2 separate regions of the Homo sapiens genome follow, and region 1 is linked to region 2. A link is a contact called in ENCODE Hi-C or POLR2A ChIA-PET data. All regions are on one chromosome and are shown on one strand. Each heading gives the region's core, a stretch centred on a gene start or an enhancer-like site at or near the end of the contact. The rest is flanking DNA. Distances are from core to core; before and after follow the strand shown.

Evidence for each region. A loop is a pair of places that touch in the nucleus more often than their neighbours do. ChIA-PET counts read pairs that join two places held with the same protein, here RNA polymerase II (POLR2A). Pooled maps may share reads with other maps.
Region 1: a loop to region 2 is called in a pooled map, with 2.3 times the contacts of the local background. The contact joins two enhancer-like sites. A Hi-C loop is called at or near these places in 1 of 50 pooled maps. POLR2A ChIA-PET finds 5 or more read pairs at or near these places in 2 of 52 experiments (activated CD4-positive, alpha-beta T cell and activated T-cell).

The regions. Positions count from the first base shown.
Region 1 is chr6:37,101,170-37,104,594 of GRCh38, reverse strand. No RefSeq gene overlaps it. Among named protein-coding and RNA genes, the nearest start is that of PIM1, 67 kb to the left of the region's middle. RefSeq lists enhancers at 1,225-1,274, 1,521-2,128, 2,129-2,736 and silencers at 1,713-1,892, 1,903-2,042. Within about 2 kb of position 1,999, at least 38 of the 41 ENCODE cell types and tissues checked have a DNase peak (open chromatin) inside an H3K27ac peak, as active enhancers do.
Region 2 is chr6:36,962,456-36,965,855 of GRCh38, reverse strand. PI16 (peptidase inhibitor 16) reads right to left here. Exons shown (of 7, transcript NM_153370.3): 5 at 2,244-2,921; 6 at 1,894-2,033; 7 at 1,019-1,470. The coding sequence ends at 1,912. Among named protein-coding and RNA genes, the nearest start is that of PI16, 9.4 kb to the right of the region's middle. RefSeq lists enhancers at 1,586-2,210, 2,211-2,836. Within about 2 kb of position 1,820, at least 8 of the 41 ENCODE cell types and tissues checked have a DNase peak (open chromatin) inside an H3K27ac peak, as active enhancers do.

The DNA.
Region 1 (3,425 bases), core at 750-3,249, 140 kb before region 2:
GAATAGATCAGATTCCACAGATTTGTTTTGCTTTTTGTTTTGTACTGCATTTTTTTCCAATCCTGGAAAGAAAGCCGAGGGAGGTTGGGTGCGGTGGCTCATGCCTGGCAGCCCAGCACTTTGGGAGGCTGAGGTGGGCGGATCACTTGAGGTCAGGAGTTTGAGACCAGCCTGGCCAACATGGTAAAACACCGCCTCTACTAAAAATACAACAATTAGCTGGGCGTGGTGGCAGGCGCCTATAATCCCAGCTACTTGGGAGGCTGAGGCAGGAGAATTGCTTGAACCCGGGAGGCAGAGGTTGCACGGAGCCGAGATTGCGCCACATAGTGAAACCCTATCTCAGCTAAAAATACAAAAAATTAGCCGGGTGTGGTGGCGGACACCTGTAATCCCAGCTACTCAGGAGGCTGAGGCACAAGGATTGCTTGAACTTGAGAGGCAGAGGTTGCAGTGAGCTGAGATCATGCCACTGCATGCCAGCCTGGCCGACAGAGCGAGACTCTGTCTCAAAAAACAAAACAAAACAAAACAAAAAAGGAAAGATATTTTCTCCATTTTTTCCGGAGAGGAATCGAGGCTCAGAGTAGTTAGTTAATATACCCCAAGTCACACAGCTAGACAGAGCCAGGATTTGATCCTAGGTTTGACTAACTCCAGACCCTCCACTTGAATTATTCTACTTCCCTGATGCTAAAGTTGGCAGAGAGAGGAAGAAACTCCCTTCCTGCTGAGGTTCCTGACAAACAGTAGGGGCAGGTGAGGGTAGCAAGTAACCCTGAGATCTGCTGGTTAGGGACGCCTGGCACAAAAGGATCTTAAGATGCCTCTGATTCTGCAATTCTATCTCTTTAAGACCCAGAGTTCCCATGCCAAGCCTGCTCTGTGATCCTCAGAGATTTCAGGGGTGGGGAAACTGGATTGAATGCGCTGACATACAAGCAAAAAAAGACCTCAGCATTTTTGCCTCGCCTCGGTGGCTCCGGCCTTTTTTTATTTTTTTTCCCTCTCTCATTTATTTATTACTATGCTATTCCCTGGCCCTGCTGCTGTGTCAATACTGATAAAAGCAAATCACCCCACAAACAGGTGCAGCTGGGAGCTGCCCCTTGGACAGCTGCCAGGGAAATGTGATCGCTCAGCTGGGGTGACCTGCCCCGGCCCAACCCCCTCTCAGGTTCCAGCCCAGGGCATGTGTCCTTGGGCAGTTAATGTTGGTCCACATGTCACAGCCCTGGTATCCCAGTTGGCATCATGGACTTGTGCTGGTGTGTGTGGTTTGGGTGGGGTGGGTATATGCAGGAGAGAAGGGAGGCTCCCAGGAATTTATTTTCTCTTTCGGTTTCTTCCAACAAATTCAGAAAATACAATGTCACCAAGTCCCCCTGCAAGAATTTGAAAATATTTCCTAAGAATATCACTGCCTTATTTGCCTAGGTAAGAAATATTTTTTCCCATTCCCAAATTCACACACACATGCAGTGTAATGATCCAAAAGAAATTTTCTGAGTATCTCCTAGGGCTTAGCTGTGAGTTCACCTAAATAAACATTTTGTGAGCCAACCCTGCTATCCAGAATGCATTTTGATGCTACCAAGCCATGTGACTTTGACTCTGGCTTGGAAAGATTTTATTTCATTTCCCCTCCCCCATTTCAGTGTTTTGTCCCCAAGCATCATTTCCCCACTTCCCTAGGGCACCAGCCTTTCCGGAAATGCCCTAGCTCTGCGTGCAGCCTCCGCCTCCCGGTGTGGAGAAGGCGGTGACAGCGCCGCGCCGGAGCCGCAAGGCGGGCCTGGGCGGAGGGCGAGGGGCCGGGGCGGCCGGGCCAGGCTGCCCGCCTGCCGCAGAGCAGCGCGCAGCTCGGGGAGGGAGGAGGTTGCCATGCAAATGACGCGGCGTCCTGCGGGCCCCCCTTACCCGGGGGCCCTCTGGTTGCCAAAACAGAGCATTCCCCAGAACAGTCGCCTGGAAACGAGCGCTGTCATAGCAGCCTTGAGCTCAGTAGCAGCGAGCCAGCTGTGCTGCCACGAGGAGCTGGGTCAGGATGTTCAGACCTCCTCAGCACCCCCTCCCCACCCAGTCTCCACCTCGGGGAAGGGAGTGGTGGCTTGGGCCACCGTGGAGGGGAGGGAGGGCACTAATTGGATTGGAACACTCCTGAAACACATCAGCTGCTCCTCCCTGGGGGAGGGGGAGGAGGAAAGCTGCAGACTGTCTTTGTGATCGGCTCAGCCTCTCCCTCCCAGCAGCCTCGCCCTGACCTGGTCCTCACTGGCCTCTGCCCACCTATCGCTGTCCTGGGGCACAATGGCAAGATCTTTGTAAAATGGAGGAGGCAGACACCGGATCAGATAATCACCAAAATGAAATTCAGCCTTGATATGAAGGGTACCGTGGTGATGCTACCGGGATCTGACCTGGTTTGGAAGGGTTAGGGAAGAATGCAGGTTTGCCACAGCTCCCACGTACTCTAACTACTTCATCCCTTAACAGCCCCCCGTCTTTCCAGCACCTTTTCTCATCAGCTCAGCTATGCCAACCTGGTCTTCCTTAAACCTTGGGAGCATTTGCTTTTTCCTATTTCATTTGGCACCCAGAGAGCTGCTCATCATTTAAGCGTGTGTGTGCTCACCAATTAAACTACAATATAAACTTTAAGAGGCAGGACCCATGTTATCATTGTCATGGCCCACCTTGACCATGAAGAACGAGACAGGCCAGGCGCAGTGGCTCACGCCTGTAATCCCAGCACTTTGGGAGGCCGAGGCGGGCGGATCACGAGGTCAGGAGATGGAGACCATCTTGGCTAACACGGTGAAACCCCGTCTCTATTAAAAATACCAAAAAATTAGCTGAGCATAGTGGCGGGCGCCTGTAGTCCCAGTTACTCAGGAGGCTGAGGCAGGAGAATGGTGTGAACCCGGGAGGCAGAGCTTGCAGTGAGCCGAGATCGCGCCACTGCACTCCAGCCTGGGCGACAGAGTGAGACACCATATCAAAAAGAAAAAAAAAAAAAAAGAACAAGACAGAGTTTTACAGACCTGCTTGAATTTAGGTGCCAGTGATCTTTGTCAACATAGTCATCACCCTGGGAGGCCTCTGGCGTTGCCTTTGCAACAACTGTTTTAGATTGGCCTTCAGAGACTAGTAAAACCTCTCCTGGGACTAGGGAGGGGAGGAGATTCAGTGACAGCCTGAGTGACAGTAAGCAAACAGGTGGGCTACAGAGAAAGTGGACGACTACTCAGGACACATCGAGCGTTTCATGTGGTCCGGAGGCTGTACGCCAGAGCTTACAGGTGTGACTTAAGCATGTATGTGCAAGGGAGTCCCCTTCCTTCAAATTCCTAAAGGGCCTTGGGAGTCTTATGTACCCAAACAGCAAGTCTTCATTCAACCTTGCTTGGTAAGGCAGCATGTAA
Region 2 (3,400 bases), core at 571-3,070:
TTGGGGTGATGAAAATGTTCTAAAATTGTGACGGTTTTACACAACCTTGTGAATATAGTAAAAACCGTTGAGTTGCATATTTTAAATGGGTGAATTTTATGTTGTGAGTTATATCTGAATAGAGCTGGAAAAAACATAGAGTAGACCGGGCGTGGTGGCTCACACCCGTAATCCTAGCACTTTGGGAGGCTGAGGCCGGTGGATCACCTGAGGTCAGGAGTTCAAGACCACCTGTTGACCAAACCCCGTCTCTACTAAAAATACAAAAATTAGCTGGGCGTGTTGGCAGGTGCCTATAATCCCAGCTACTCGGGAGGCTGAGGCAGGAGAATCGCTTGAACCCGGTGGGCGGAGGTTGCAGTGAGCCGAGATCACTTCACTCCAGCCTGGGCGACAAAGCAAAACTCTATCTCAAAAAAAAAAAAGAAAGTAAAAGAGGGGAGTGTCCTCCTTGGTTACAGGTCGGTTCCCAGCCCTGGCCTGACTTGGGTGGTGTCCTGTTTGACTGCTCACCTTCCAGCGGTGGTCTGGAGACTTGCTCTGCCCCTCCCTACCACCCAAGCCACCCTCAGTCATCCACCACTGCTACCCCAGCATATGTGTGCTTTCCTGATCCTCAGCACCTCTGGACAGTCCTGCTTTGCTCCCCTGGGGAGGGTCTGGGACTCCAGATCCCTTTCTTAGGACTCTTCCAAGCACCTGGGGCTGGCAGAGCCTTGCCTGATGTACATTTCTGACCTTGTGTCCCAGACAGGCCTGGATAGCAGCGCCCCCGTGAAGAGGCCGCATGCCATGCTTTGATCCTGGGCTCCAAACCTACCTAGGCCCCACTGGTGACTCCTGAAGCTGGGGGAGTCAGCCCAGCACCCTTGGCCTTCCTTTGGCTCTTCCCCTTCCTGCCTGCCACCTGTGATTAGGGGGAGGCGAGAGTTATAGGAAGGAAATGAAGGGTGGGTCCCAAAGAGGAGACACTAAATGGAGTGTTTTAGAGGAGGGGGATGAGAAAGAGAAGGAATAGTTGCCACAGGTTGGACAGGTTTTTATTGGAGAGTCAGGAGTTACTTTCCTTCCCTCGTCCCTGCCTCCCCCACTCAAAGAACCCCACTCCAGTGGGGCTTGTCCTTCATCTGCCCCTAGGAATCCCCATCCCCAGCTACACAGGCACTCAGGGAGAGCGCACATGCTGTGTGGGCAGACAGCCCCAGGCCAGGTAGGCAGTGAGCTCCCTCAAATCCTCCCACCCCCAGGACTCAGGAGGGAGGGGCAGGAGAGGTGTGGGCCCGGTGTGCAGTCCTCAGGCGGCCTCCTGAGCTCGCAGCCAGCCAGGCCTTGTGCCTCCAGGATGGATGGTGTGATGAGGCACATGCCCCGTAGCCTTTCCCTTCCGGAGGGCCTTAACCAAGAAGTATCTTGTTTAGGGGCTGGGGACAGGGTGGGGAAGATGACAGGAGGACAGCTGACCTCTTCACCCTGAGAAGGCAAGAGGCACTTCTGGGGAACAGTCCTGGACTCAGATGGCTCAAGGAAGAGGCCAGGGGACTGGGAGGGGCCCGGGGGTTCCTGGGAAGCCTGAGATCCTCTGTCTGGGAGAGAAGCTGATGGCCACAGGACAACCTGAGAGTGGGCACATGTAAATACCGCTCAGAACAGTCTGCAGCCAGCTGAAGGATGGGCCTACCCAGAGCCAAGGCACTCCTGGGGCAGTGCCAGGGGCTGGCCCTGTAGACGCCTCCCAGGAGGACAAGAGTGCTGGCCTGGAATCTGGCCAGAAGTTGGGGTGAAGGGGGGCTGCTGGGCCACAGAGCAGGACCTGCCCAGGAAGCTGTGGTCTCTCACTTGGAGGAAGACAATCCAGGTGGGTATGAGGCCAGGGCCCCCCTCACCAGGCCTTGCCTTTGAGTGGTATCCCCTTCAGAAGATTCCAGCCAACACCAGAGGAGGCAGGAGCAGTAGTCCCAGGAGAGGGCCCCACACATGACCAGGGCCCGAGTTCAGCCCTGACACGACGCTAGGCTTGTCAGGGCCCTCTGCACCTGTGGGAAGAAAGAGGCTTTGCCTCAGCCTAGAGACAGCTGTGCCTGATGTCCCGCCCACCCCACCATGCAAGGAGGTGGGGCAGCAGCCAGGGAGGAAGCTCCTACTCAGAGGGTGCATGCCCCACCATGCTCATACCACCTATGCTGGGGCAGGATACTGACATTCCAGAGCCAGGAGGAAAGTGGGACAGATGCTATGGGCCTTACCTGGCAAGGACGACTGCAGAGCCAGGGCACGCCCACCCGTGGCATTAGCGGTGGCAGAGGTATTGGGGAAATTGGGCAGGGACTTGGAGGAGGTGTGCCCCGTGTGGTCCAGTGTGGCCTGCAGCTCACCTGGCTTGTCCTGGGCTGGAAAAACTGAGGCCAAGACCTCACTGGAAGGAGGCAACTCAGCCTCAGCCTCAGCCTCCTCCTGGGCATGGGGTAGGAGTTCCCTTGCCCCTGTCAGGGACATCTTGGGGTCCAGAGAGTTCTCTGGGCTCCTAGAGGGCACTTTTGTTTTGTCTGTCACTTTGTCTGCTGATTTTGGGATAGGAACATGGGTCGATTTGGGGAAGGTAACTGGCTCCTCATCCAAGGAGGGCAGGCTGTGAGCTGCCAAAATGGAAGGGACCTCAGTTGTTACGCAAGGTGGAGCCTCTGTTGCCATGGAGGGCGGGTCTTTCGTTGCTAAGGAAGTTGGGGCCTGGGTTTCCACAGCAGGCAGAGCCTTGGTTGCCAGGGAGCCTGAGACCTCTGTTACCAAGAAAGCCGGAATCCCCGTTGCTAGGGAAGAAGGAGTACCCATTTTCCTAGAGTCTGATGCTTCAGTCGCCCGGAAGGATGGGGCCTCAGTTACCAGGTAAGGCAAATCCTGAGCATCTTCCGGGCTTCCGATGGGTTCTGATAAGACAGACGAGAACGGGCATGAGTGCTGCAAGCAGGACCCCACATCTCTCATGGCACTGCAAACCAAGTGACGCGACCAAATGTCCTACCAGGACACACAAACACACACATACACTTCTCCAGCTGATATGCCCCTCATTGAAAATAAAAGTTACAAGCCGGGCGCGGTGGCTCACGTCTGTAATCCCAGCACTTTGGGAGACTGAGGCAGGTGGATCACCTGAGGTCAGGAGTTCGAGACCAACCTGACCAACATGGAGAAACCCCATCTCTACTAAAAATACAAAATTAGCCAGGCGTGGTGGCGCGTGCCTGTAGTCCCAGCTACTCGGAAGGCTGAGGCAGGAGAATTGCTTCAAACCGGGAGGCGGAGGTTGCAGGTGAGCCGAGATCGAGCCATTGCACTCTAGCCTGGGCAACAAGAGCAAAACTCCGTCAAAAAAAAGAAAAAGAAAAAAGAAAAGAAAAGAAAC